4 separate regions of the Homo sapiens genome follow, and regions 1, 3 and 4 are each linked to region 2. The links are chromatin loops, found by intact Hi-C in ENCODE. Cell type or tissue: GM12878. All regions are shown on one strand.

Region 1 (8,000 bases), 64 kb before region 2:
ATTTTTGTTTTCTTTTGCTATTTGTTTTTGATGGTTATATTCTAACTTTCCACTCACGGTCCACGTGGGAATTAAACATGTTTTTCATTTATGCGATGCATCTATCCAAAAGCAAATCCATCTTTCTCATGACGTTGCACATTTTTTAAACAACTTCATTTTTCTAGTTTAAAATTATATTTTCATATCAGACATTTAAAATAAGCTCTCTTTGTAAAAGCAAATCTGAATTTCACAAAGGGAGGATCATGCAAAACCAGTGTCAGAAGTCTGTAAACTAAATTTAAAATCCTAAGACCCCTAATCAACTGAACAGACCCCCTCTAGGCCACGAGAATCTCAGGAAAGCTGAAAAGCTTAATTGCAGGACATAAGAAGGGAGACACACTTCATTACACCCATCTTTTGGAATTTAGGCACAACTGACCAGCAATAACATTGAAATAGAGTTCCTAAGACTGACAAAACAGACTGAGTGGCAATAAGATACCAAATTCCAACCTGACTCTGGTATAGCATCACATGACAGATAGCAGACCCTGAGGAAAATCAAAATATTCCACCCCAAAGTATGTATTTGACATATTTTGAAATGGCCCTACAAAGCCATCTTTCGTGGGGAAAAGTTGCATCTGTAGACACTCTCCATTAACACAGCTGGGGCTTTCCCAGATTCAGGAGAAAATATCGGAGTCTGACAACCTTTTAGGTTCTAAAACATTTACCATTTATTATATTTGCTTCCAATTAATTGTGTAATCTTAGTCAAGACACTAAAAGCTCTGAGTGTCACTTTCTCAGAATCAAAAGGAGTGTTATGTACTTGCTATGCTTCTGTGACTCTTAAGACATCTATGAATCTGATGACCGAATGTGGTCTAAGATTTCTCCATGACAGGGTGACCTTCTCCCACATCGCCCCTCTCCTTAAAGGCTCAGAGACTTCCCTTGAAATATTAGTCTCATCGAATTTAGATTATATAATTTGGGAATGAAAGAGAATGGGAAAAGGGAGCCACTTTTCTCAGTGCCTGCAAGGTTCCGAGACTTTGCTGAGTCTTTCTAGCATGACAAACGTACAAGTACTGAGTAGTGTATTCATCCCTGTGTACAGTCATCCCTCACTATCTGTCCTCAGTACCAGGACATCGTGAAAATACCAAAATCCATGATGCTAAAGACCCTAATATGAAATGGCAGAGTATTTCTATATAACCTACACAAATCTTCCCGTATGCTTGAAATCATGTCTAGATTACTTATAACAACTAATGCAATATGAATGCTATGTAAATAGCTGTTATACTATATTTTTTAGGAAATAATGACAAGGAAAAAAGTCTGGAGGATGGAGCAAGATGGCAGAATAGAAGGTTCCACTGATCATCCCCCTGCAAGAACACCAATTTAAAAACTATCTACACAAAAAACACCTTCTCAAGAACCAAAACTCAGGTGAGCACTCACAGTACATGGAGTTAAATTCATATTTCTGAATGAGGCATTGAAGAAGTTGGAAAAACAGTATTGCATCACTGACACTACCACCCCTTCATCCCCCAGCAGCGGTGGTGTGGTATGGAGAGCTTCTCTGTGCACTAAGGAGAGGGAGAGCCAGCAATTCTAAGACACTGAGCTCAGCGATGCCCTTCTTATAGCAGAAAGAAGACCCAGACCAAATTCAGCTGACACCCACCATGAAGGGCGCATTTAAACCAGCCATTGCTGGAAGGGAATTGCGAATCCCAGTGTTTGGAACTTGAGTTACCCAAGCCTCACCATGAAGGGCTAAAGTGGCTCTGGAGCCACAGACAAACCTGAAGGGCAGTCTAGGCCACAAGAGCTGCAAATCCTAATGCTAATCTGGGCCCAGAGCCAGTGGACTCGGGGGACACATGACCTGTTAAAACACCAGCCAGGGCAGCTAAACTCATCCCCTAACCTCAGCCTCCACGGCTTGTGGCTCCAAAAGAGGCCTCTTTCCTCTGCTTTAGGAGAGGAGAGGGAAGAGTGAGGAGGACTTTGTCTTGCATCTTGGATACCAGCTCAGCCACATCAGGGTTGGATACCAGCTAGAGTCATGAGGGCCTTGGGTGAAACTCTGAGGCATGCTGGCTCCGGGTGAGACTCAGCATATTACCAGCTATGGTGGCTATGGGGCAAGACTCCTTCTGCTTGAGGAAAGTGGACAGAAAATTAAAGAAAATTAAGAGAGACTTAGTCTTGCACTTTAGTGCAACTATTGTTACCATTGTTATTCAACATATTACTGGAAGTTCTAGCTAGAGCAATCAGACAAGAGAAACAAATATAAATAAATCTATCTATATGTAAATATATCTATATATATAGATAGATATAGATATAGAGATATAGATATAGCATCAAATTTCAAAGAAAAGTAAAATTATCTTCGTTCACAGATGATAGGACCTTATACTTGGAAAAACCTAAAGTCTCCCCAAAAACCTATTAGAACTAATAAATTCAGGAAAGTTGCAGGATACAAGGCAGATTTCTATATGTCAATAGCAAATAGATTAAAACAAATTTAAAAAGTAATCTCATTTATGATAGCCACAAATAAAATTAAATAGGAATTAACCAAAGAAGTGAAATAGTTCTCTAATGATAAACTATAAAGCATTAATAATTGAAGAGGACACTAAAAATGAAAACATATTCCAGATTCATGAACCAAAAGAATCAATATTGTTAAAATATCCATAGTACTCAAAGCAATCTGTAGATTCAATGTTATCCTTATCAAAATACCAATGACATTTCTTACAGATATAGAAGACACTATCCTAACATTTGTATGAAAGCACAAAACACCCAGAAGAGCCAAAATTATTCTAAGCAAAACCACCAACCAACCAACCCACCAAAACTGGAGGAATCCCATTGCCTGACTTCAAATTATACTACAACAGAGCTACCATAACCAAAACAGCATGGTTCTGGCATAAACACAGATACATAGACCAATAAAACCGAATACTCAGAAACAAATCCACATACCTACAGTGAACTCATTTTCTACAAAGGTGCAAGGAACATACACCAGGGAAAAGATCGTCTCTTCAATAAGCTGTACTGGGAAAAGTGGATATCTATATGAAGAAAAATGAAACTAGTCCCGTCTCTCGCCATATACAAAGATATAGTCAAAATGGACTAAAGACTTTAAGAACTCAAACTATGAAACTACCAGAAGAAAACGTTGGAGAAAATCTCCAGGATATTTGTCTGGGCAAATATTTCTTGAGTAATACTCCATAACACAGGCAACCAAAGCAAACATGGACAAAGGAGAGCACATTATGTTAAAAAGCTTCTGCACAGTGAAGGAAATAAATCAACGAAGAGACATCCCACAAAATGGAAGAAAATGTTTTCAAACTACACACCTGACAAGGAATTAATAACCACAATACATAGGGAGCTCAAATAAATCTATAGGAAAAAATCTAATAATCTGATTTATATATTGATAAAAGATTGAATAGACATTTCTCAAAAGACAACATACAAATCAAAAACAGGCACATAAAAAGTGCTCAACATTGATCAGAGAAATGCTGATCAAAGCTACAATGAGATACCATCTCATCCCAATTAAAATGGCTCTTATACAAAAGACATGCAAAAATAAATGCTGGTGAGGACATGGAGAAAAGGGAACCCTCATAAACTCTGTGGGAATGTGAAGTTGCATTTAAAGTTGTATTTAAAGGTGCAACAGAGAACAGTTTGGAGGTTCCTCGAAAAAACTAAGAATAGAGCTAACGTATCATCCAGCAATCCCGCTGCTGGGTATATACCCAAAAGAAAAGAAATCAATATACTGAAAAGACATCTACACTTCCATGTTTGTTGCAGCTCTGTTCACAATAGCTAAAATTTGGAAGCAACCTATGTGTCCATCAACAGATGAATGGGTAAAGAAAATGTGGTACTTATACATGATAGGTACTATATAGCCACAAAACATAATGAGATCCTGTCATTTGCAACAACATAGATGGAACTGGAGGCCATTATGCTAAGTCAAATAAGCCAGGCACAGAAAGACAAACATTGCATGTTCTCAGTTATTTCTGGCACCTTAAAATCGAAACAACTGGACTCATGGAGATATAAATTAGAAATATGCTTAGCAGATACTGGGAAGGGTACTGGGGGTGGTGAAGGGGTAGGTGGGGATGGTTAATGGATACAACAAATTTGTTAGAATGAATAAGTACTAGCATAATAGACTGACATCGTCAATAACAATTTAATTGTACACTTAAAAATAACTAAAAGGGTATAATAAAATTATAACACAAAAGATAAATGCTTGAGAGGATACTCCATTTTTCATCATGCATTTATTATGCATTGCATTCCTGTATCAAAACATCTCATGTACCCCATAAATGTATACACCTATGTCACAACAAAAATAAAATTTAGAAAAGTCTGTACCAATGTGACCATGATAAGCCTAATTATATTTTCAATCCATGATTGGTTAAGTCCATGATTGGTTGAATCCTCAGATGCAGAATCCAACTCATAAGCCCAACTGCAGAAGCAGATACTGACACCAGGAGACAGAATGAGCATATTCTGTCCTTGGCTGGTACCCACCCTGTCTTCCAACATTGCTTCTTCCAATATCTCAGAGTATCTTTAAACCACACACTTTCATATTCCTTCATAACTTCTCGTATCCTGCTTCTTTGCTGTGAATTTACCAAATGCATTTCTATATAAACTACCAGTCATAAATGCTCAGATAATATGACAATTTCTTTATGAAGGCGTGCTCTACTCAATCAGTGAGAACTCTCACACCTCAGACATCACAATCCTTCTTTTGTACTCTTCACACAAGCTTCAACTCACTCTTGTATTTTAATTATTCCTAAGTTTCAATGAAAATTCCACATGAATATGTATAATTAAAAATTAATGGGCTATCCAAATGCTGTATAGGTATGAAAGTTAGAAATCTAAATAAGCATTTAAAAATGGCAGGTGGAGGGTTATTAATATGTAAAATTGCAAAATTCTAGATACATTTTAGGTACTGCTATGAAATCCTTAATGAGCTGTACACTTATTTTTTTTATGGATATACTTCAATAGTTGTACAAGCTTCATGTATAGCCACAAATATAAACATATTCTAGAACATAAAATGACAAAATGGTCAACAAAGTTATCCATCATCTTAGGTCCTTGAGGGACTTTTGATGAGTGGACCCCGAGTACCATCTGACAGATTTACAATGTGAACATCACATAAACAATGTTTTTATGCAGCTTGAGATGTTACTATGGCATTACCTTGTGCATTCTGACTGATCCATAATTATATTTAAAATTTGCAACAGTGTTCCCTATTTTATGTTCATAACATATCATCATCTGGCATGACCACATCGTATGTTTTACCTATTCACTGTTTGGGTTTTTGTTATTGCACAAGGAGACCAAAATATATTTATTTTCTTCTCTGTTGTTTTCTAACATTAGCACTATGCCTGGCATATATCACTTTTGCACCAACATAATAGTAAAAATTGATTATTTGTTAAATAAATGAAGAAGGAAAAATGATGGTTAGAGAGATTAGTGCAACTCCTTTAGAGATGAATTCAGTAATATCTCATAACATTGAAGATGTTCTTTCTTCACTACCTAAGACTTCCAAGGAGATTATACAAGGATAGATACTCTTACATTATAAAGCATGAAAAAGTGGTAAACCTAAATATTAATATAAAGAAAATGCACACATGATCAATATTAATACCAATTTATTGTGAACATTTCAATTAGTAAAGTTGAAGGAAAATATGTTGCAGAATGATCAGTGTGTTACCATTTAACAAATACATCCTACTAAAATATTACATTTGGACACATATCTGCAATAAAAATATTAAAAATTGATAGGGAAGATACACACCTGTTTAAAAAAATTGGTCTGAGGACACTAAGAGAGGGAATTCAAGAGAGCACAGATAAGACTTTGATGTATCTGTAAAATATATACCGCCCTGTTTTTGAGTCAGGGTCTTGCTTTGTCAACCCAGGCTGGAGTGCAGTTTCGCAATTGTGGCTCACTGCAGCTTCAATCTCCCGGGCTCAAGCGATCCTCTCACCTCAGCCTCCTGAGTAGCTAGGACTATAGACACGTGCCACTATGCCTCCCTGATTTTTTAAAATTTAATTTTTGGAGAGATGAGGTCTCACTATGTTACCCAGGCTGGTCTCAAATACCCAGGCTAAAGCAATCCTTCCACCTCAGCCTTCCAAAGTGTTGGGATTATAGGCATAAGCTACTGCCCCTGGATGATATATATATGATATTTATTTATATTTTTTATATCAATAGGTTTTTGGGGAACCGGTGGTGTTTGGTTACATTAATAAGTTCTTTCATGGCAATTTGAGAATTTGGTGCACTCATCACCCAAGTAGTGTACACTGTACCTGATGTGTAGTCTTTTATCCCTCACCTGCTTCCACCCTTTCCCCCAAGTCCCCAAAGTCTATTGTATCATTATTATCCCTTTGCATCCTCATAGCTTACCTCCCACGTGTGAGTGAGAACATACAATGTTTGGTTTTTCATTCCTGAGTTGCTTCACTTAGAATAACGGTCTCTAATTCCATCCAGTTTGCTGCAAATGCCATTATTTCATTCCTTTTCATGGTTAAGTAGCATTCATCTATATACATATGAAGATATATGAGTATATATGAATATATGAGTATATATGAATATGAGTATATATGAATATATGAGTATATATGAATATATGAGTATATGTGTGAATATATGAATATATATGAATATATGAGTATATGTGTGAATATATGAATATATATGATTTTATCTACTCATTGATTGATGATCATTTGGGCTGCTTCCATATTTTTGCAATTGTGAAGTGTGGTGCTGTGAACATGTGTGCAAGTATCTTTTTCGTGTAATGATTTATTTTCCTTTGGGTAGATACCCAGTAGTGGGATTGCTGGATCAAATGGTAGATATACTTTTAGATCTTTAAGGAATCTCCAGACTTTTCCATAGTGGTTGTACAAGTTTACATTTGCACCAGCAGTATAAAAGTGTTCTCTTTTCAGCACATCCATACCAATGTCTATTTTTTAAAGATTTTTTGATTATGGCCATTCTTGCAGGAGTGAGATGGTATTGCATTGTGGTTTTGAATTTCATTTCCCTGATAATTAGTGATGTTGAGCATTTTTTTCATGTTTGTTGGCCATTTGTATATTTTCTCTTGAGAATTGTCTATTTGTGTCCTTAGCCCACTTTTTAATGGCTTTGTTTTGTTCTTGCTGATTTGAGTTTCTTGTAGATTCTAGATATTAGTCCTTTGTTGGATGTAGAGACTGAAGATTTTCTCCCACTCCATGGGTTGTCTGTTTACTCTGATGATTATGTCTTTTGCTGTGCACAAGCCTTTTAGTTTAATTAAGTCTCATTTATTTTTGTTTTTATTGCATTTGCTTTTGGGTTCTTGGTCATGAAGTCTTTGCCTAAGCCAATGTCTACAAGATAACATTTTCTGATGTTATCTTCTAGAATTTTAATAATTTCAGGTCTTAGGTTTAAGTCTGATCTATCTTGAGTTGTTTTTTCTATAAGGTTACAGATGAGGTTCCAGTTTCATTCTTTACATGTGGCTTGCCAATTTTCTCAGCACCATTTGTTGAATAGGGTGTCCTTTCCCCCACTTTTATGTTTTTGTTTGCTTTGTTGAAGATCAGTTGGCTATAGTATTTGGTTTTATTTCTGGGTTCTCTATACTGTTCCATTGGTCTATATACTGATTTTTATGCCAGTACCAAGCTATTTTGGTGACTATGGCCTTATAGTATAGTTTGAAGTCGAGTAATGTGATGCCTCTGGTTTCGTTCTTTTTTTCCTAGTCTTGCTTTGGCTATGTGGGCTTTTTGGTTCCATATGAATT
Region 2 (8,000 bases):
GCTTCATGAGTTTAGCTGTCCAGAAGTTTTCTGTCCTCTCCTTTTGGCCCTTATATGGAGACTTTATTGAATAGTCATGATTGAAGCATGGACAATTGCACAGAAATATGATTGAACAAAGAGTATGACCTAATGTTGATAGAGTGAGTGGGGACACCCACGAAGGCCTGTCTGATCGGATTTTTCTTGGCCTCTCTGTATAGCATTCCCTCCCCCAGGGTATGAGAGAAGACCTCTTTTGAAACAGAGGTCTTATGACATACAGTCAGACAAGGTAGTCAGATAATTTCTTTGTGACCAAAAGCGGGGAAAGATTGGATTATATTTTTAGTTTCTAAGGCTTTCTTTGGGGAGAAAAAGAAGCAGGTGAAAAGAGGGAAGGCGAAGATCACAGAGAGAGATTCAGTTTTCTGAGGCCTAAAAAACCACAACATCATAACTATGGAGTTATGAACCAGAAACCCTAGCCAAAAAACCAATATTGTAATCATATGACTCCCTCCCTTTTTGCTTCATCTTTTGATGAAAGCACAGCCACAGTGACCACAGAGTCCCCCATTTACCATATGCATGGGAAGGAGTCGACTGTCAAAAGACACCTCCTGACACCCTTTGAGGACCCTTGAACCTCCCCAAGGCCCTCTTCAGAGCTCCAGTCACATCCTTGTTTCTAAGGCTGTAGATGAGGGGGTTCAGCATGGGTGTGAGAATGGTGTAAAACACAGAGAGGACTTTGTCCTGGGCTGGCTTGTGGTAAGAATGTGGCAGCATGTAGGTGTACATGGCAGCCCCGTAGAACAAGGACACCACAGTCATGTGGGATGAGCAAGTGGCAAATGCCTTCTTCCTGCCCTCCACTGAGCTCATGCACTGAACTGTAGTCAGGATTCGGGCATAGGAAGCAAGGACTACAGAGAAAGGAATCAGCAGCATCAAAACACAGCACACATACATCACTGTCTCGTAGAGGGCTGTGTCTGCACATGCCAACTTCAGGACTGCTGGTGCCTCACAGAAGAAGTGGTTAATCTCCCGGGAATTGCAGAAGGGAAAGCTCATGGTGATGGGGGTTAGGAGGAAGCCATCCAAAGAGCCCCCAAACCAGGAACCTGCTATAATCATCCAACAGACCCGGCGGCTCATGAGGACAGGGTATCTCAGAGGGTTGCAAATGGCCACATAGCGGTCATAGGCCATGAGGCCCAGCAGGAAGAATTCAGCTCCCACAAGGGTAAGGTAGAGGAAGTGTTGAGCTGTGCACCCCACAAAGGAAATGGTCCTTTGATCCAGCAGGTAATTAACCAGCATCTTAGGCACAATAGTGGAAATATACATCATGTCAATTAAGGAAAGGTGGCTGAGGAGGAAGTACATGGGTGTATGAAGGCGCAAATCTGTTTGGATCAGGAAGATCATAACCCCATTGGCCATCAGTGCGGTGAAGAAGATGATAGAGATGATGGCAAAAATAAGACCTGAGGTTTCCTTTCTGTTGAACAGCCCCATGAAAGTGAAGTCTGTAGAGGATGTGTTGTACTCTTCCATTGATCCTACAGTTGTGCCGATATAAGGTAATATCTTCCAAATAAGATGATAGCATTCCCAGGGCAGTAAAATAACAACATGTGAATTAATTGTTAGGCAGCAAACTTTTAAAAGTGGGAAGAAAACATTTAAAAAATAGTATTCTTGCCACATTGAGACTGATATCTAGCATTTACTCTATTCCAGAAGGTTTTTAAATAAAATTGGTCATTATTAATCAATAATTGCTTAAATACATTGGAGAAGATGAGGTCAGCAGATGATACTGTATTACGATGATGTGCATAACAATGCCTAAGGTTGCATACCATGCTACACAGCAGTTACGCATACCATGGTCCGGTGTATGCGTGTGTGTATTACCTTAGATGCATTTAAATTTGTATTATTATTTAATGTGTCTTTGTATGGTTGGCATCACCACTACTTTCAAAACATCTTTGGTGCTGGCTGTGAGTAGCTCATGTCTTCCATTTAGCTACAAGTACGGGTTATCTACCATTTGGGTCACAAGTCACTGTCTACATCATGAGAGTATACTTGGTGTTAGTTTATCCATGTCCCAGACAAATTATAAGGGATGAAATAAAAAGGGCAACAGAAACTCAACGGAAACTACTCTTGCAAATTTAGACATAAAAATTATTCTCAATACAAGAGGCATTCAGTGTTGTAGAATTTTATTTATTTTCAATTTTAAGATGATGAGGAATTAGCATTAGGATTATGATTAGCATGACCATTAGAAATCAGTATTAGCAATTAATATTCAGAGGAAATACCACAGGGACGTAAACATTGAGCTATAATTCACTGATTATTTTTGGAAATTAGAATTTTTCATAGTTCTTCATAATTAAGAAAAACTGAGTGTGTTTTATACAATTTCAGGTTACAATAAAGAAACAAATATCCACAACAAACTTCATGGAAGTAAAGGATGATTTTTCACATTGTTTAAGGCTAAAAGTGTCCCAAGAAAGACATTTTACCAACATATTTGGGAGTAAAATTGATCAAACTAGTCTAGTGCTCCTCTAAATATTCTAAAAATATTAGCATTTGAGTCAATTGCCCAGAAAAAGAAGTTGCTATTGAGAATAATGATGATGACATCGTGGAGTTTATTTTGCAAAGTGTCATGCTAAGAAGTACTTTGTAACTATTGACTCCCTGATCTTCACAATAAAACTAAGAAGTGAGGAGCTATAAAAGCCCCTCTCACCAATGACAGCATTGAGGGTAACGTGTTGGTGGTCACGGGGTCTGTTAGTGCCAGGAGTGTTTGGACTAGATAGTCTCAATTCATTATATATTCATACACATGGCATTGTGTATATAGGAAGCTTTATATGGGAATAGCAGCTAGACATTTACTGTAATTAGCAAATAAAATGTACCAAGCATGTGAACCTGCTAAATTGTTAACAATGTAATAACTAATGTGACTAATGAAAATTAGTCATACTTGAGAGTAGATCACATAAATTATTATAATCAGGATTGCTGTTTTATGGATATAAACTATGTGTACAGATATACACACATATATAAAAATGTACACATAGATACATCATATGTATATTTTATATATATATATAATGTATATTTTGCTAATTCAGAATATTTGGTGTCAGGTTTTATACATTTTTATGATACTATGTACAATGTCATCATTACTTACAACCTCCCTCATTTTACTTTTTTTAGGTTTCATTAATGGAACCTATAAAAATATATTTCTAAAGGGAAACTCCTCTCCAGTTTATGTCGCAGCCTAAATATTAGCAGTATTTCAGCTACTTCCACACTTCCTACATTTTCGGTTTGACTTTTATCATGCGATAAGACACCAGAAACAGAGGGAAAATCATGTGCTGCTTCACAAAGTCAAACAGTGGTCTCTGCTGTCTGTTCACCCTTACTCCCATTTTATACACACACACACACACGTATATGTAATAGCACAGGGACATACATATTGAGGTATAACTCACCGATGATTTTTGGAAATTGGAATTTTTCCGTAGCTCTGGCAATTAAGAAAAACTGAGGGACTGTTTTATACAATTTCAGGTTACAGTAAAATCCACAACAAACTTCAAGAATATAAAGGATGATCTTTTATCCATTATATATATATATATAAGTATATACATTCATAATTTCCTCCCATAGATTTATATATGTATATATGTAACTCTTCTGTGGTTCTAGCTTTTTCTATGGCCAGCTAGCCCTGCAAACCTAGCAATGCAAAGGGAAATTCTAAAGTCTACTCCATTTTGCAGCCAAGTGGCCTTACTTTTCCTATCTGCATACAAAAGATCTAATTTATCAGAGAACAAGCCCTCCTCAAAGTAAATTATGATTTTAAGTAAAATGTTTTGTTAAATTTATTATCTGCTCTCTCACTAGAGTGAGCACAATAAGTAACTATACTTGTTGAATATCTCCTGGGCATAGATCATACAGCTTTGCTATGGTTTAGTACACATAAAAATAATCAGAAAATGTTTGGAATGATTCTGTGACTTTATATAGGCATTTGTTTCTGAAATGATGAAGGCAACATACAGTAAAACAAAATTTAGAATTAAATGAATTGAGTTCTTCCTCTGGTCACGACATTAATTAATTCTGTGACCTTGGATTATCTTCCTAAACACCCTGAGCCTCAGTATCTGCTTATATTAATTGATATAATAAACATTCAGGGTTACTTTAAGAATCAAATAAGAAATTTATAGTTACAGGTGCAAATATTTTATACAATACCAAGTAAAATGTAAGATATCTGCAAATTATTTCAAAACTATTGGTAAATGGGTGCAAATTCTCAATCTCTCATTTAAGCAATCTACATATTCAACTAAAATCTATGAATTTAAATTGCAAATACCTCCTGATCTTCAGAAAAGGTCTGTAAACCCAGGTGCTCCCAGTGAAGTTACATCAGCAGTTAAAGTCTATCTTTTCCCCCAAGTATCCTTTGACTTGAAAGGATTGTTACTTAGTAGAAATTCTCAGAAAAAACTGTGCATTTCAATTAAGCTTGCAGAACATCTAAATGCCTTTGAAGAGCAGAAGTATGCTTGGCCTGCAAATTTTGAGAAAATTATTTTTAAAAAGTTAGTGGATAAAATAGACATAATTTTATTGGATAAAATTGTCTTTTAGGCCTACCTAAACTATTTTTTATTGCATAATACCGTACACCAAGAGATAAATCAATGCATTTATGTTATCCTGACATTTGTAAATATTCTGTACTATTTTATAAGGCGTGCATGTTGGTTGAGTAGGGATGGCCGCAAATATTTTCCTCCCACATCACTACAGTTTGAAGGTAGGACACAATGCTTGCCCAGGACTGTGATGATCTCCAAGCCCATCCTTTAAATCAAGTGACAAGATAATTCCTAACTTGTAAGTTGCAGCCTTTGCTTGCTTCCCTATGACCACTGGTGAAGTTTCTGCCAAAGAAAAGAGCAAGCTCCATGCTCCTTCAATGCAGCAGCCTTGTTAGGAAGCTCTGCATTAGCTTAAATTAAAGCTGCTTCATGCAGGATTCTTCCTTGCCTTCTGAATCTGCTTGGAACCAGTTTTCTCTCTTTGCAACATTCAACATTTCATAATGTGAATATGACTACAAGGTTTTCTGTCCTCCTTCTCTATACCGGTCACACTTCTCCAGTTATTTTATGCATTCATGTATGAATTTTTTTCCAAAGTGCTCAACTTCCAGGTATTTACTGGGGATAGCTTTTGCAATGTCTATTTTAGAATATAATACCTCAATTTCAACAGATTACTGTAGGTGTGGTTTTTCCTGTACAGAATACACTGGCAATATTACTTTTCTGTTGTTATCGCAGACACATTGAGTCATTACATACACATTCAAACTTACAGTTACCTTTTCACATGAGAAGTTCTCAAGACAGGTCAATACAGTGCTGTGCAATTTTGAGACTAAATACAAAAATATATGTTCCTAGTTTTTCTCCGTGTTCCTAAATTCTGTTTAGTATTTCAAAAAGTTGGAATCATTAAGAATGAACTCATATTGAAATAATAATCATACAATTATTAGATAATAAAGCACTAATGTACTCTGACAATTTTAGAGTAACTTAGAACCACATTCTTCAACCCACACACACCTCCTACAAGACCCATAAAGAGACTACACACTAGAATAAACCCCTCTACTAGAGAGACCTGTTATTTCTGATGAGAGTTTATTTTATGCTTGGTGTGATGGACACTAAAAAAATGCCTGTGAATCACTGGCAAAGTGGATCTGAGAAATCCAGGTGTCTGCACATTCTTTGAAATCATTGTGGAAAAAAGGATTTTTAAAATGCTTGCACGTTTGACAGTCAGGCAACGAGTCTATGTTGGAAATTAGAATGCCTGTAGGAGTCTGCCTTACGTCAGCTCTGTGTCTTTAATGCAAGCATCTTCAACTCTCCAATCATCAGTGTTCTTATCTGTAAAACGAGGGGAAGGAGATAAAGACAATGCACTGTTCAGAGATTCAGGAAGCCTGGTTCATAGTCTGTACTTTAGAAACTAGGAGTAAGTACAGGTTTTTCCTTTAGATCTTTTGTGCCTTTCGAACAGTATTGTCCTTATCCTATCTAATTCATAAGACTAAAGTTTGCTTAAATTATTTTTTTAAGAAAAGCAGCAAACATTTAAGAAAAGATTCTTTGCACTGTTACACTCAATGGCATCCTTCTACCTGAGATTTACAACACTCACTCCATGTAATTCCCACAGATAATCAGACAGGCACTCTTTTTCTCAATGCACTTGCATTTGGCATGGAGGGAATGGGACAGTCATTCCTCATTATACTTGTGCCTGAGATTTCCAGCCCAGGAGTTGCAGACAACTCTGCCTCAACTTTCTTAGATCCAGTTTACGTAAATCTTGTTTATGTCATATAAAGAACGTAAATTCAGTCAGACCACAATGAAATGTTCTGGCAACCCGGTCATTTGCATATGCACCAAATATTTAAAGTGCTACTATGAGGAGGAGTCAGTCTAGGTGCTCATCAGCATTTGACTTCTTACCTGTGAAATTCCTGCATAATTCCAAAAGACCTGGATTTTCATTAAGGGAATAGGAAGAGTGGAACAAACAAAGTGAGTCTAAGTACAGCAGAAGCTCCTAGATGATCCATTTTAATTGCCTAATTTTACTGAGGGATGTTGCATCATTTAGACAAAACCTTAACTATTAAATCCAATTATTTAATTTTCAAAGAGCTTCATAAAGTAATGTATTCATGTGTTCTATATGTTCTCACATTTCTCATATCTCCTCTCATCCATGCAATCTGAATGCCACCCACTCAAAACAGCATGTGACACACATCACTAAGTAGACATCAAGGAATACAATATACATAATTTTCATAAAAATTATCCAAATATCTAATTTTATTCCAAACTGTATTCCAACAAAAGATGATTATCTGTCACTTACAGAGAGCTGAATCTGTCAGGATAGCCATTCAGAGTAGTAGATAGAGAAGGTTATGTATAATTTAGTAAATCAAAAACTTACTGGCAAACTACAACAACTTTATGTAACTAAACAAGCGATGAAGAACTAAGACTTTTTAGAAGGTTGAAGGTGATATTTTGCTAGAAGGAAAAATGATTAGATTTAGTAGACTTAAATTCTCATCTAACTTATACCAAGAAGAAAACACACAAAGCAATTCATAGTCATTGGTACCCACAACAGGAAATCCTTCAACATCTAGGCCATCTGGATGCCAAAGTGCTGTCAGCATGTTACCCTGAAGATCCAGTATGCATAGATTTCTAATTTGGATTTATGAACTTGGCATGACTGAAGGTATCCTTAGCAACTGATGATGGAGTTAGGACAAAGAGAGACATGCAACAAGTTTATTAGGAGCTATTTTTGTAATATAACTCTGCAGAAGGAAGTATTATTAAGCCAAACAAATAAATGCCACCTTAGAAATCCTTGAAACAATTTGCATTGCCAGGACAAATTGCATAAATTCTCCAGCCTTCTAGAAACATGTAATAATGTCTATTTCTTATCTTTACAGGGAAATATTTAGCAACTAAACAGGTCTGAAAAACTAAAAATGCAGGAAGAAAGCAGCAGACCAGTAAAGAGTGCCGAATTATTCTGGGTGTTCTGCTTTTGAGATCCCTGGAGCGACAAGGGAGCGCCCAGATTGAAAAGAGGCATGAGTTTAAATAGTTTTCTTTGAGGGACATGGAATGAAGTGCTCTGGGAAAGAGCAAGTTTCTTCCTTTTGGATCTCAGGAGACTTTAATGAGACGGACTTATTACAGCTAATGAGAAGTGTATTGATGGGGTGGAAAACAGTGAACATTTAAGTGACATGGGCTTTGAGAACATGTTTCAACTCCTGTGCTTCAAAGTGTAAAACT
Region 3 (8,000 bases), 280 kb before region 2:
TAGACCATTAATTACTGCCTGGATTTCAGAACTTGTTACTGGTCTATTGAGGGATTCGACTTCTTCCTGGTATAGTCTTGGGAGGGTGTATGTGTCCAGGAATTTATCCGTTTCTTCTAGATTTTCTAGTTTATTTTCATAGAGATGTTTATAGTATTCTCTGATGGTAGTTTATATTTGTGTTGGATCAGTGGTGATATCCCCTTTACCATTTTTTATTATGTCTATTTGATTCTTCTCTCTTTGCTTCTTTATTAGCCTAGCTTGGTGGTCTATCTATTTTGTTAGTCTTTTCAAAAAACCAGCTCCTGATTTCATTGTTTTTTTGAAGGCTTCTTTGTTTCTCTATTTCCTTCAGTTCTACTCTGATTTTAGTTATTTCTTGTCTTCTGCTAGCTTTCGAATTTATTTGCTCTTGCTTCTCTAGTTCTTTTAATTTTGATGTTAGGGTGTCGATTTTAGATCTTTCCTGCTTTCTGATGTGGCCATGTAATGCTATAAATTTCCCTCTAAACACTGCTTTAGCTGTGTCCCGGAAATTCTGGTGTGTTGTGTCTTTGTTCTCATTGGTTTCAAATATCTTATTTATTTCTGCCTTAATTTTGTTAGTTACCTAGTAGTCATTCAGGAGCAGGTTGTTCAGTTTCCATGTAGTTGTGTGGTGCTGAGTGAGTTTCTTAATCCTGAGTTCTAATTTGGTGCACTGTGGTCTGAAAGACTGTTTGTTATGATTTCCATTGTTTTGCCTTTGCTGAGGAATGTTTTAGTTCCAATTATGTGGTCAACTTTAGAATAAGTGCTATGTGGTGCTGAGAAGAATGTATATTCTGTTGATTTGAGGTAGAGAGTTCTGTAGACGTCTATTAGGTTTGCTTGGTCCAGAGCTGAGTTCAAGTCCTGAATAGGCCTGTTAATTTTCTGTCTCATTGGTAAAGTTTTTCTTTTAACTATTTGGTGTTAGAAGTAAGATTTGAAGGATACCCAGTGGCCCCCCGGAACAAGGAATGCCCAAGTGTAGATACCCACTAGGGCCCATTGCTCTCACGCTGCAACTGAAGATTATGGGTAAATTTCCTCTTGGATTCAAACTCTGCAAATTTATGTTTTGAGCTCTAACTTTGTTTGAGCAATTTGTTGACTGGACTGGGTTCAGAATTGGAATGGATCTGGTAAAGAAACCAGACTGGGTCCAGTAGGAGGCCTCTGGTAGGTAAGGTTCCTGGAAGACAGCATATCATGTGTTTTTTGAATCCAAGGGCTCTAGAACTCTTCCATGTGGGACTGCAGCATATTTTATGTATAAGAACCATGGACCCAGAACATGTGTTTTTCTAGAAAAATGAGTGAACCTGACCAAAGGTAATTTTAAGTTACAAAGGCCACAGTGGGGAGACTTTTTACAAAGGACAAAGAGGTGCATGCCTTTATAATACGCCAGCTATGGGGACTGAGAAGACCTCCTTGTAGCTATTTTGAACCCCAGAGGAGTTGCCTCAAAAGTAAAGGACCGCGTGTCCCAAGAAGTTTACCTGTATTTTAAATAGTCAGGCCTTTGCATAAGAAATTTTTCATTTCTATACCAGTCATCTGATGGACCTGGCCTGTCTACCTACTAGAGAAAGCCCCCAAGGGCTACACTCCCTGGGCAATAATCAACCAATCCCCCAGAGAAAAAAAATGGAAGTTTCAAATCAAATGTGGAAGTCCCCATACCTGAAGCTATCTGACTGACAGTTGAATCATATTTAGAAAAACATTTGTAAGAATGAGTCTTTTCTGTTTTCTCTCTTTAATCCTGCTTCTCCCATGGGAACCCTGCAGTCAACTGAAACACCTCTTATGAAACTTCCCGCTAAACACATACTCTGCCAATTCTTTCTTGTTGTCATGATCTTTGCTATGCCCCAAACTCTTTCTGGTGGGTGGGGGGAAATATTATTCAGTCTTGCAATCTTGAAAACAAAACAGGAGAGAAAAGTTGTACCAGTCTGTGATTATAGAGCAAGATTAGAAGTAACCATGGTGAGTCAGGCACACAAAATATTTGTTCTAGTCTTCAGTGGGTTCCACCCACTTAGTATTTTAGTTAAAAGACAGAAGGTGGGTTGGAAAACCACTGATTTAGCAGAATAAATCTCCAAAATACAACTTTTTGGCAGAAAAACTATTTTCACCTGCTTATTTTGAGGACTCTTTGTAAGAGAAATTTACATCCCTAAAGGGAATCTCCATTTGTAAGAAGGTCTACCTCTCTGGACAGAGAACACTGGAAACTCTGATAAGGAAGAAAGCGTTGGCTTAAATCTACAGAAGCCTTGCCTTTAAAGTGCTTTTCCTAGCTGTCTTGCCCTAACTGGGTCTTTACATCTTTCTTTCTTGGTTTGGGCAAATTAAAGCATTTAAGCTGGAAGTCCAAGCTCTGTGCTTTTGAGATATAAATTTTCTACACAGTCTTCTCTAGAGTTTAATAGGTATCTATTTAAAATGCAAGTTTAGGGTAGATAACTCATCAGAAGTAGAAGTAAGAAAAATAGATATTTGGAAACTGAGCAAATAAAAAAACATTAATGATCTTTTTCACAAATATTAGTAAGAAGCTTTAGCCATTTAAGTGGCATTAGCCAAAAACAATTTAGATCCAGATATTCTTTAATAAATTAGTGAGATTTGTATTATTGTACCTGGCACATGGCTAAAAATTTGTAATGTTTCTGTTACATGTCTATCTATATCTGGATGTATGTACATATGTGCAATATTTTTCTACTGCCTTATAGTATTGCCAAAATTAAATAACACCATGTTCAAACAAGACGGATGTCTAGCTGTAGGCAAGCAGGTGATTTTTCTACTTTGCTCCTATGTCTGGCCCATAAAAGCTTGTTCACACTGCTGGGCAGAGCTCTCTGAATTTCTTCTGATCTGTAGTGCGATCTGATAATGAATCATTCTTTGATCAAATAAAGTCTGCTAAGTTTAATTTGTCTTAAGTTTTTATATTAAGACTCACTTTCCTCATTTGAAAAATGAAATGATAAAATATATATCTCCTAAATTTCTGCCAGATTTTTCTATTCACTTCTAATTTTCAAATGATCGTATTTAGTGAGATCTACCCATCCTCTTGGTCTGTGACTGGTTGTGGAACAAATAGATTTGGAGGAAGATGAGAAGCATGATGATTGTCTCCATTAAGCCAATAATTTTCTGAGAGTCTATGTGCAATACAGAAACAGGCTGCTGTAACTGCAAAGTAAACTGAGTATACGCACTTAACTGCTCTCATGTGGCATACTGACTAGGCATAGTGATGAAGTAAAACAATTTATTATTTTCTGAGTACTTAAATGTCTGGGTTTTGTACTTTATCGAAGATTATTTTATGAAATGTGAAAATATAAATCCTTTACTTTTTTCACTGTTTACTCTCCTCACTCTCTTAATGAAAATCTCTATATCTCATGCTCATCACTTCCTCACGGACTCTGAGTTCAGTTGGCACCTACTCCATATTCTGCTTTCTGTTTCAGCAGGTAATTTACAATTTAACCCAGAGGAGGCAGCATCCTCCTGAGACCAGCGTCCCCCAGGCTTCCTTCTGGAAGCCAATCTCCTCCAGACTGTGGCGGCCCAGTCTCTATGGGAAACTAACAGAGAAGATTGTCTCCTTGATATATTATACATCAGGTTTTCTCTATCACTGAGTTTGCATGTTAAATTGGGTCACTTCTTCTGGTGAGACACAGAGGAAAACTTCAGAACTGTTTCTTTATCATCATTGGTCCAGACAGTGAATACATATTGAGAAGCTACATGTTATTTAATCAAGGTATTGCTGGTCTTGTATTTCTCAGATATTTACCCAATAAGGAAATTGAATTTGTCTACATGAGATTTATGTAAGCAATCATTTCAAATTTTTTATGAGAAAAAAATCAAGACATGTTTGCTTAAAGTGATTTAATTGTTCTCTTAGTAATTATGTTTCATATTTTTTTCCAATGAAACAAGCAAACAAAATAGTGCATTCAGTTTGCTTGAATTTTTATCATTTTAATCAGTTTTGGAGAGATCTATTTTTAGTTTGAGACTAGAGTGGAAGCAGCTCATGGTGCAGTGTGTATTGGTTTTGTTCCTCAGTGTTGCTCTTTTGCTTGATATAAGTGGGATAAAGGGCAGCTCTTCAGCATCAGGCCACTCAGAGAAAACTACACTGAAGTAAAAAGGCTTCATATAGATTAGATACAAATGCTCTCAGAGGTGGGGCAGCAGAGGCCATCTTGTTGAGTGTAGTTTTACATTTCAGTAAATTGAAATTAAAATGTATTTGTAGGTTCCCCAACTTAAAACAGCTGTGTCAGAACATGACAAGAATTCAGGTCTCTTTTAATCTTATTACTCATCATACCACATGTGTGAATTTAAAATAGACAGACTTGGAAGCAGGAAATCTTTATACATATTTAATTCAATATGCTTTACGGTTAAAAATAATATATTCAAAATTTTCAACTTATATCTATCAATGATGCACATATGTATATGAAAATGTATTGTGTCTTTTTAACCAATGTGTTAACTACTAAGTTTTTGTTAATAAATGCACATCAATTTGCCTAATATTTTGAATAGGTGTATTGTATATATGCTTATATATCATAATGATAATATGTTTGCATCCCTATAGATTTGTTTTGTATGTCCTCAATTTCAAATTGTAGACAATTTTCAAGGAAAATATTAATTTAATAACTTTTCAATAAACAGTAACTATATATACACACTATATGTACACAAATATATACACAACTATATATACATATATATGTATGTATACATATACACAACTATACATATATATGTATATATATACTATACATGTATATTTATATGTATATATATACACGAACTATATATGCACTATATATACACAACTATATATAAATTATATGATGCTTTTCCTTTAGCAGTGCAGAAATGTGAGTGTTAGAATCAAGGAAAGAGCATTATTATTTTCTCATTCTCTAGATAATACATTACAAGGAATTGGCCACGTGGCAGTTTTGTAGAATTTTACATCTACCGATAGCAAGCTAACCCGGGAGATAGTATACTCCTGTACACTGCTGATTCTGCTGGAAGGGTGGGTAACCTTTTGCCTTGTTTTATGGGACAGCTGCAATTCTTGGTTGTTTGGTTGAGATATTTTAAATACAAACCAATTAACAACCATTTTATTACTTGTTTCATTGAGTTCTATTAAAAAGTCAGAACAAAAACCCAGTTTTAAAAGTTACTCTGCATTGTTAAATAGTATTATAATGGATGTCAAAATATGCAGAATGTAATCACCTGAGTCCCCATTACTTTTTTATTAATGTTTAATCATATTTTTTGAGATTATTACTTTAATATGTGAGGTATTTTATTTAATCTATAATGTCAAAGAAAACAGTGGAAAAAAGAGAGCTTTTTTCACTGAATTTTACAAGCAATTTAAATATATAAAATATAAAAGCAATTTATAACACACAAAAGTATTTCAGTTGCTTCTTTGACATTAATGTATAAATAATATTAAAAATATGAAATATCCAAAATCTAGAAAGAGTATAACAAATGATTTTTAAGAACGAGCACTTAGGCTTATCATTTATTCATATTTTTGTTTGCTTTAATGATCTTAACTGTTAAAATATTACAGATATAATTACTGTTCAATGTTTTCAACTTATTTTTTCCCTCCGCTACCCCATTTATTGGCATTTGTATTCATTCCAGTAACTGTTTTATACAAGCTTATCTGTGTGTGTGTGTATATATATATATATATATATGTATGTGTGTGTATTTATAAATAATGCACTGCACAATTTGAATGTTTAAATGCATATGACTGGGAACATATTTTGTGTAATAGTTTGTGGGGTTTTTTCAAAACTATGTTGAAATGTTCAATATTGATGTAGAGTATCCCATTCAGTTTAACTTCTAGAGAGTGTTCCATTCTGGGATAAAGTAGGGTATGTTATCCATTTTCCTAGTGATGGTAATTAGGGGTTTAAACGTCATGGAGCAAACATCCTCACATATGTCATTTTTTAAAACTCAAGTGTACATTTGTGAGAAGGAGCATTGCTGCATCAAACTTGCGCATCTTCAGTTGTGTTCAAAATTTCCAGTTGACCCTCCAAAGTAGGTAGGCTGCTTACACAGCAAACTAAGCAGCAGCAAAGAGCTTCGTCCCTTCACATGTTTGTCGAGACTTTACTTGCCAGACATATGTTTTCTAAAGCAATGGACACAAAATAGCATCATGTTAAAGTTTTAATTTGCATTTCCATAACTAGTAAAGTTGAACACATTTTGAATTGTTATTGGGTCATTAGCTTTCCAGTTTTCTGAGCCCTTGTTCATATACTTTGCTCATTGTTTATGCTAATGTGTTTTTATAGTTTGTCGTTTATCAGGGATAGTGCTCCTTTGTCATTTTCATTGTAAATATGTATTGCTCGTCACTTGACTTTGTGTGACAGTACAATTCTTTTTGTTTTTCCTTTTTGAGATGGAGTTATGCCCTTATTGCCCAGGCTGGAGTGCAGTGGCACGATCTTGGCTCACTGCCACCTCCACCTCCCAGGTTCAAGCGAGTCTCCTGCTCCAACCTCCTGAGTAGCTGGGATTACAGGCATGTGCCACCACGCTCAGCTATTTTGTATTTTCAGTAGAGACGGGATTTCAGCATGTTGGTCAGGCTGGTCTCGAACTCCTCACCTCAGGTGATCCACCTACCTCAACCTCCGAAAGTGCTGGGATTACAGGAGTTCGCCACCGCGCTTTGCCAAGAGTGCAATTCTTTTCAATTACTTGTTTTAATGATACAATGAAATGCTTCAAAGTGACTGTATCATTTATAGCATTTGGACAAAAGATTATCTTCAAATTTTTTCATTAAACATAGGTTCTACCTGTCCTATAAAAAATAACATTTCACATTATCTTTAAAATTTGTCATAAAACATAGGTTCTACCTGTCTTATAAATAACATTTCACATTTGCCTGGTAGCAAGGGATAGCATTTATGTGCTTAATAGAGTTTATCATTAATGAAATAAGGCAACTAAACCTTAGATGATCAGTAACCTGATTTTAAAATCACTTGTTTAAAGTTGGCTCTAGTTTGAAAAAAATTAATAAGTTGTTTTTAGTGAGAATATTTGAGTCATGTGAACAGGATCTAACACACATGACTTTGATGCAGAAAAACTAATTTTAAACATATAGATAATACCAGTGAAAATAAACAAAATATGATAAACAATATATAGAAAAAAGTTATTTTTGTGAGCTTATGTTAGTCAAAGTTATTTTCTATGAAAAAAACTTAGAATGCAGAGGTCAGCAACACATCCTGGAAATGAACTGCCTTGATTTAAATGCTGGCTCAGGTGCTGGCTCTTTCAGTGCATTGGGCAACTTATTTGATCTTGTTATGCCTCCGTTTTATCTTGAGAAAAAGAATAATAACGGCATATTTTAATTTATTGTACAATTATGAATATTAATTGAGCCAAGGTGTGTCCTGTAGAGATAATAGCATCGGGCACAGAGAAGGTGCAACACATGGGTAATGGCATTGTTAGTATAACTATTGTCATGTCTTGCACATTGACACAAAATAAATTTCCCTCTCTCCAAACCAGAGCTAATTATCAATGGTTTTAAAATCATATTCCATACTCATTCCATGTCTTAAACAGTAAATCCTCATTTTAAAGTGGCTTACCACCCAATTTATTCAACAAATAGCTAAAGACAGTTGACTCTGCCCAGGATGTATAACCACAGTTAAAACTACAAACTTTTGTACTAAAAAATCACCCAGAAACTTGTATGAAAAGCAAATTATTGGTTTTATCCCACAAATTTTTATTTAGTATATTTGCCTTGAGACTTGAAATTCTGCATATTTAATAAGCACCCTAGATTATTTGATGAG
Region 4 (8,000 bases), 160 kb after region 2:
TGTGTCTATCAACAGATGAATGGATAAAGAAAATGTGGTACATATACACAATGAAGTACTATTCAGCCGTAAAAAATAATGAGATCCTGTCATTTGCAACAACATGGATGGAACTGGAGGTTATTATATTAAATGAAATAAGCCAGACACAGAGAGATAGACTTCAAATGTTCTCCCTTATTGGTGGGAGTTAAAAATTAAAACAACTGGGCTCATGGAGATAGAGAGTAGAAGGATGGTTATCACAGGCTGAGAAGGGTAGTGGGGGTGGGGATTAGGAAGAATAAGTGGGGATGTTTAATGGGTACAAAATATAATTAGAAAGCATGAATGCCTTAGTGTTTGATAGCACAACGGAGTGACTATAGCCAATGATAATTGTGCATTTAAAAATAACTAAAAGTATAACTGGATATTTTGTAACATAAAGGACAAATGCCTGGGATGATGGATACCTCAATTATCTGATATGATTATTATGCATTGCATGCATGTATCAAAATATCTCATGTACCCCATAAATATATACACCTACTATGTACTCACAGAAAGTAAAAATTAAAAATAAAAAGGTCTAAAATATTTAATGTGGATAGCATGACTTTACTCCAGAATTTTACTGATTTCATTTGAATTATCCCATGGAAACATACAATAAATGCCACACAATGTAATTTCCCAATAATAATAGCTCTAATACTATAGATTCTAACACTTGCATGGTCCAAGTTTCAGAGTTGCTTGCACTGCATCCTGGATTGCAGTGAATCCTCTTTCTGTTATTGGAGTTACTCAAAGTCAGTATCTTTTTGCGTAACCCACTATATAGATCTAAATAATAATCCAGGTGTGGTATATGCTGCCGTCAAAACCCAAAAAGGTATACCAAGTATTGTCTATCTGTTATCTATCTATCTATCCATCTATCTATCTATTTATCTATCTATCTATCTATCATGTATCTATCTTTTGGTGAGAGGGCAAGATGCAGTAATCTTTCCTTTGCTTTGGATATCCCATGAGACTTTAAGTGGCATGTAACTTCCTACAACCTTTATTTTTGTGGAAGACCGCTGATATTGGTAAGGTATATCTTGCACCTTTGGATAACAAATGTATTACAATGTCTCCAGTGTGCTAGCTATTTCTTACAGCTCAGTCCAATTAGCATATTGTCCTCTAAATGTAGTACATTTTTTTTTATGCAGCATGTCCAGGTAGCTTGTATTTCTTTCACTTACATCATGACAGAGGACAGGAGGATAGGCATAGACCGAGGTATTATAAATAGAAGATGTCTGATCCTTATGAATGTGAGTTGTTCTTGATATTCTTTCCTCAGAGTGATAGAAAAGAGCTCATTTACCAAATCAATAGTAGGTGCATAAGACCATCTTAATTTGCTCTAGAAAAGATACTGAGTCTAACATAGGAACTTCTACTTACTGGAGTTTCAGGAATTGTGTGGGTTTTGAAGAGGTTAAAGTAGTAAATTAACAGAAATACAATGGAAATCACCATATCTTAGTCATCTAGATAAACATACTTCAAAAGAAATATAATATGCCACCTAGGTAATTTAAAAATATACTAGTGACCACAGTTTTAAAAGTTAAGATGAAATGTTAAATTATTTTTTAAATGATTTCATCTTTTATTTTAGACACAGTGGGTACATGTGCGTGTTTGTTACATGTGTATATTTCATCACGCTGAGGTTTAGGGTATAGATCCCATCACCCAGGTTGTGAGCATAGTATCCCATAGGTAGTTTTGCAACCCACACTCCCCTCCCTTCCTTCCCCATTTGGTAGTCCACAGTGTCTATTGTTTCCATCTTTACATCCTTGAGTACCCAAAGTTTAGCTCCTATGTATAAGTGAGAACATGCAGTATTTGGTTTTTTGTTACTGCATTAATTCACTTAGGATAATGGCCTCCAGTTGCATCCATGTTGCTACAAAGGACATGATTTTGTTCTTTTTTATGGCTATGTAGCACTCTGTGGTGTTTATGTGCTACATTTTCTTTATCCAATCCACCATTGATGGGCATGTAGGTTGATTCCTTGCTATTGGGAATAACACTGCAATGAATGAATAATTTGTCTTTGGGGTAGAACAATTTATTTTCTTTTGGATGTATCCCCAGTAATAGCATTCCTGGGTCAAGTAGCAGCCCTGTTTTAAGTTCTTCGAGAAATCTCCAAACTGCTTTCCACAGTGGCTCAACTATAATTTACATTCCCACCAACAGTGTATATGTGTTCCTTTTCTCCACAGCTTCACTAGTATTTGTTATTATTTGACTTTATTAATGGTCATTTTGACGGGACTGGTGTGAGATGGTCTCTCATTTAGGTTTTGATTTGCATTTCTCTCATAACTAACTATGATGACCATTTTTTCATGTTTGTTGGCTGCTCATATGCCTTCTTTTGAGAAATGCATGGTCATGTGCTTTGCCCACTTTTTAATGGGATTATTTAATGGGGTTTTGCTTGTTGACTTAAGTTCCGTATAGAATCTGGATGTTAGACCTTTGTTGGATGCACATTTTGCTAATATCTTCTCCCATTCTGTAGATTGTCTGTTTACTCTGCTGATAATTTCTGTTGCTGTGAAGAAGCTCTTTAATTAGGTCTAGCTTGTCAATTTTTGTTGCAAATGTTTTTGGGAAATTAGCCAAAAATTATTTGCCAAGCCTGGTATCAAGAACGGCATTTCCTAAGTTTTCTTCTAGGATTTTCTTACGTTTAAGTCTTTAATCCATCTCGAGTTAATTTCTGTACATGCTGAAAGGTAGCTCTCTCTGCTGTGGCCTCTGCCTGAGGGAGGGCTGTAGCCCGAAACATCTAATAAAAGAAATGCAGGCGAAGTGCTAGTAATTGGAGGGGCCTCCTCCAAGGCTCAGGAGTCGTCCTGGTAAGGAGGCATCTCTCTCAACCCCCACCGGACAGCGTGCCTGCGAATGCCAGGAAACACGAAAGAGCCAAGTGGCCGATCAAGAGCCTCTCTACGGGCATTACTCTTAGGCGCCATCTACTGGATTACAGCCCAAACTTCAACACCAAAAATTAAGTTAAAACTAATACGTCCAAAATATTGTTTCAACAGGCAAGCAACCTTAAAAATTAATAACGATATATTTTACATTTTATGTATAAACTTTTTAAAATCAAGCGTTTATTTTACATTTTCAGCTCATAATTCAGACACTAATTTTTTTTCAAAAATACTTGGTCTGCATTTAAATTTAATAAAATTTACAGTTGAAAAATTAGATTCACATATACGCAATGTCCCAAACATACTCAAAACATTTTTCATCACTAAATTGAGTAAGCAATATAACTTCTTTCAAGTCGGTATTATTAACATCAAATTCAAAAATTTAACATATAAATTAAAAAGTAACTTTAAATTCATCAATATCAAAATTGTTTTCAAATGTTTCTTGTAGATTTTGCAGTTTACATAATTGCATATTAAAATTACTTTTTTCTGCATATTATGTGTAAAATCAAATGTACAAAATCATTATCGATTCATATCATAAAATGTTTCCATTTCAAGCTCAATTTTCATACTTCTCTTAGTAGATCACAGATAAGTCTTTCTTTTCTGGTTGTTCTAAATTTACCTGTTTCACATAAGGTGTGATGTTGCTGACAAAATGTAAATCACACTTCTATTTGTTATCATGACTATTGAAATGCTTGCTATATATTTTGATTAAAGAAGATCCGGAGTGGGAGTGAAAGTACAGTAAATCTTTGTAAAACTCGGGGCTGGGTGCTGTGGCTGACGCATGTAATCCAGGCACTTTGGGAGGCCAAGGCGGGCGGATCACGAGGTCAAGAGATTGAGACCATCCTGGCCAACATGGTGAAATCCCGTCTCTACTAAAAATACAAAAATTAGCCAGTTGTGGTAGCATGCGCCTGTAGTCCTGGCTACTCGGGAGGCTGAGGCAGGAGAATCACTTGGACCCAGGAGGTGGAGGCTGCAGTGAGCCAAGATCCCACCATTGCACTCCAGCCTGGTGACAGAGCAAGACTCCGTCTCAAAAAAAAACTTTGTAAAACTCTTTCTGGCTCAACCAGTGAACACTGACTGGCAAAGATATGTCATTAAATTCACTGTTTTGTATTATAAAATTTAATTAATTGAATTAATAAAATTGAATTCATTGGTGAAGAATCAGCATATACAAGTATAAATTGAATAAATTGAGCAACTGTACCCACGACACATATATTCTGCTTCCAAAAACTGAGCATAAACATTTCCAGTGTGTATCATAAAGTGGAATGAAACACATAGGGACATAGTATTATCTTCTTTTAAAATCCCAATAAATCTAAATTTTTGACTTGACATAGCTAGGGCGACATTTGCTATGATAAAAACTACTTTTTATATTTAACAGAAATTATTTATTTATTTATTTACTGAGATGGAGTTTTGCTTTTGTTGCCCAGGCTGGAGTGCAATGGCATGATCTCGGCTCACAGCAACCTCCACTTCCCAAGTTCAAGCGATTCTCCTGCCTCAGCCCCACGAGTAGCTGGGATTACAGGCATGGGCCACCACGCCCGGCTGATTTTGTATTTTTTTAGTCGAGATGAAATTTCTCCATGTTGGTCAGGCTGGCCTTGAACTCCCAACCTCAGATAATCTGCCCGCCTCGGCCTCCCAAAGTGCTGGGATTACAGGCATGAGCGAGCCACTGCATCCGGCCCAGAAATTATTTTTTTTAAGGATAAAATTAGCCTTTGTTTTAATTTTTAAAATTTGCTAGCACATTTTTAAATTAGAAAACATTTGATTATACTATACTTAAAAATAAGCATGTCAATCTAAATAATAATTATGAATATTACTGTGGTGAGTACAAAAATTTCAGTTGAATCAATCCATTGGTGCTTACGAAGCAAAATATTAAGCAACAGTGTTAGTCCCTTCTTGCCCAGGGTGTATATAGAAATGTCATCTGGGATGGAGGTCCTGGAATAAGGGCCTCACAGCTTTGACGAGTGCATTTTCTTGCTGTGGCTAAACTGGTATCCAAGATGTGAGACAAAGTCCTCTCCACTCTTTCTTCTCCTCAAGTGGAAGAACTCTTTTGGAGCCATGAGCTGTGCAGCCTGAGGTTAGGCAAGGGTGATGCCAGCACAACCTCAGTTGCCCCAGCTGCTGTCTCTGTAGTTCACGTGCCCGCCGCACAGTCCACTATCTCGGGGCCCAATTCAGCACTAGGACTCACCTAAGAGTTGCAGTACTTATGGCATAGACCGCCTTTTAAGTTTACTTAGAGCCTCAGCGCATTTTAGCCCTCAGTGTCAAGGTTTGTGGGAACACAAGTTTTGACCACTGGGATCAGTAATTCCCCTCTGACAAGGGCTGGTTTAAATGCTCTGTCTGTGGCCAGGCATCAGCTGAATTTTATCTGGTTTTCCTTTCTGCTCTTACAGGACAGCACTGAGCTCAAAGCCTCACAATTGCTGTGTTCTTTCTCACCAGAGCCCAGAGACACTCTTAGCACACTGTTCCTTCTGTCAGTGGTGAGAGAGGGGTGGCATTGTCTGTTCAAGTTGTTTTTTCTACCTCTTCACTGCCTCTTCAGTGATATAAAGTTAAAACCAGGTACTACGAAGGCTCACCTGATTTTTGGCTCTCATGAATGTGTTGTTCGTGTATGGATTATTGTTAAATTGCTGTCCTTGCATGTGAACGATCAGTGGAGCCTTCTATTCCATCATCTTGCTCTGCCTTCAGATTCTGATGGTTAATATAAGGATTATAAGGAATAAAAGCAGACATGATACAGATGTTGACTGTGCAGCCCAAATAGATATTTTATGTGGACTCCTTAAAATATTTAATTTTATTAGCATAAAGATCACACACATATATACTTAAGTGTGTGTATGTTTATACGAGTTTCTAGGAAATATTTTATGCAGACATAAAACTTGATTGAAGAAAGTGTTGATACTAACTCCGCACTTTTAAATACTTGGGAGTCAAGTAAAGAAGAATCAGTATTAAAATAGTCATTCTTGGGTTTGAGGATGGGCAAATTAAAAACAAGTACTAATAGGTAAGTAATTTGTGAACAAAGAAGCATCTCTCCAAAAACAGAGGATCAACTCCAACCTTTGCTTTTTGATACAGCTAAGACCCTTCGGACTTATACCTGGCTTCAAAAGTAAGCATCCTAAAATCAAGTACCACCCATGTGTGACACCTAATAATATAATTGTCATTCACAGGGATTAAACCACTTATACTAACATCCAAATCTAGCTTAGTATACAAACGATGTATATGTAATAATATACTGAATAGATAATTTTGAAAAGAAGTGGAAAATATTAATACAAATTACCAGAAATAGAAATAGAATAATTTAAGAGATTCCAGTTTTTTTGAATGAGTGTTGACCACAGTAGGCACTCAAAAAGATTTTGATAAGGTCATATTAACTTTCTTTTCTTCAGTACCTTCTGTAGTGCCCTGAACACTTCTTTGTTGCGGAGGCTATAAATGAGAGGGTTCAGCATAGGGGTGAGAATAGTGTAGAAGGCCGACACCATCTTGTCCTGGTCTGGCGTATGTTTAGAAGCTGGTCTCATGTACATGAACATAGCAGCACCGTAGTAGAGTCCGACCACAGACAGGTGGGAGGAGCAGGTAGTGAAGGCCTTGCGACGACTTTCCCCAGAGCCCATGTGGATGACGGCTCGAAGGACATGGGAATAGGAAAGTATGATAACTGAAACTGGAAAGATTAGCATTACCACACAACAAATGACAAGTAGTCTTTCAAATGCAGATGTTTCTGTGCAGGATAGAGGTAAAAGGGCAGCAACATCACAGAAAAAGTGATGAATTTCCAGAGAGCTGCAGTAAGAAAATGACAGGACAGCTGCAAGCACTATGATCCCATCAAGAGACCCCAAGGTCCAGGAAGCAACAGTCATGAAGACACAGAGTTTCGGATTCATGAGGATGGTGTACTGAAGAGGGTGACATATAGCCACATAGCGGTCATAAGCCATGACAGCCAACAAGAAACATTCAGCTCCAAGCAGGGACACATAGAAGAATATCTGAGTTCCACAACCTGCCAGAGAGATAGATTTCTTCCCAGACAAGTAGCTGAAGATCATCTTGGGTAGAGTGGTGCAGATGAGCATGAGGTCCATAAGGGACAGTTGACTGAGGAGGAAGTACATGGGGGTGTGGAGCTGTTTCTCTATGTAGATGAGGAGAACCATGGAAATATTTTCCATCAATGCCAGTGAGAAGATGCCCAGGACCAGAGAAAAAAGGAAGGTGTGGGTGGGACTGTGATTGAAGATTCCCAGCAGGATGAAGATGGAGTTGAAGGTCTGGTTTTCCCACACCATCCTGGATAATTTGCCTTATCTGAGAATTCCAAAGAAGGTACAAGCTTATTTATCAATTCAGTTTTCAAACACATACTGTGACATACTCTACTGGGCAGTTTATATGCATGCATAAGGCCTTCTCACCAACCTTCAGTTACCTTCCTTTAGTCATGGTAAATTGTGTGGATTAGTCCATTGCTTTTACAATTATTTCCTCATCCAACTTTCACAGAGTATACATGGAGTACATTTGGACATTTACTTTACAGACAAGAATGCTGAAGTGTATAAGAGCTTCCCTACTTACCCACATGTACAGTCAATAGAAAACCTAGGAGAAAAATCACTGTATGCCTTTATTGCTAAATTTTAGGATCATACCTCATAAAAGAAAATTCCTTACAGAATTTTTTCTCCTTCTGTCCTAATATTTCTCCAGGTTAGTAGTCTCGTTGACAACAGAATTCCTGTTCGCATGTTTTTTTTTCCCTACCATCCTACCTGCAGCCCAGTGAAGGATTATATGAGATCAATGACATTACTCCTTGGGGACACCTGTACACTTCAGTTCAGAGAAGGGTATAGTACTCTATGTTTTAAC

The links. A loop is a pair of places that touch in the nucleus more often than their neighbours do. Peaks named below come from ENCODE experiments on the same cell type or tissue, not always from the same donor. Only the 100,000 strongest peaks of a DNase experiment are listed, where the experiment ranks them.
Region 1: it touches region 2 in a loop (2.1-fold over the local background); 3 of 110 quality-filtered maps call a loop at or near these places.
Region 3: a loop joins it to region 2, with 8 times the contacts of the local background. A loop is called at or near these places in 6 of 110 quality-filtered maps.
Region 4: a loop joins it to region 2, with 5 times the contacts of the local background. A loop is called at or near these places in 4 of 110 quality-filtered maps.

The regions. Positions count from the first base shown.
Region 1 is chr1:248,463,478-248,471,477 of GRCh38, reverse strand. LOC105373279 (a long non-coding RNA gene) reads left to right here. Exons shown (of 3, transcript XR_007067006.1): 2 at 1,319-1,455; 3 at 2,794-6,723. Among named protein-coding and RNA genes, the nearest start is that of OR2T3, 5.9 kb to the left of the region's middle. In GM12878, no CTCF peak of the experiment used is centred here; no DNase peak of the experiment used is centred here.
Region 2 is chr1:248,399,693-248,407,692 of GRCh38, reverse strand. OR2T1 (olfactory receptor family 2 subfamily T member 1) reads right to left here and starts at 4,645. Exons shown (of 2, transcript NM_030904.2): 1 at 4,448-4,645; 2 at 1-1,578. The coding sequence starts at 1,545. The coding sequence ends at 589. RefSeq lists a silencer at 7,239-7,439. In GM12878, a CTCF peak has its summit at 3,446; DNase peaks (open chromatin) are centred at 722 and 3,482; H3K27ac peaks cover 1,087 bases.
Region 3 is chr1:248,682,595-248,690,594 of GRCh38, reverse strand. It overlaps OR14I1 (olfactory receptor family 14 subfamily I member 1), which reads left to right. Exons shown (of 5, transcript NM_001004734.4): 4 at 5,029-5,143. Among named protein-coding and RNA genes, the nearest start is that of OR14I1, 16 kb to the left of the region's middle. RefSeq lists enhancers at 1,940-1,989, 3,608-3,807. In GM12878, a CTCF peak has its summit at 3,562; DNase peaks (open chromatin) are centred at 1,764 and 3,564; H3K27ac peaks cover 737 bases.
Region 4 is chr1:248,238,346-248,246,345 of GRCh38, reverse strand. It overlaps OR2M4 (olfactory receptor family 2 subfamily M member 4), which reads right to left. Exons shown (of 2, transcript NM_017504.2): 2 at 1,667-7,436. The coding sequence starts at 7,417. The coding sequence ends at 6,482. Among named protein-coding and RNA genes, the nearest start is that of OR2M4, 11 kb to the right of the region's middle. In GM12878, a CTCF peak has its summit at 3,046 (motif pointing left); a DNase peak (open chromatin) is centred at 2,895.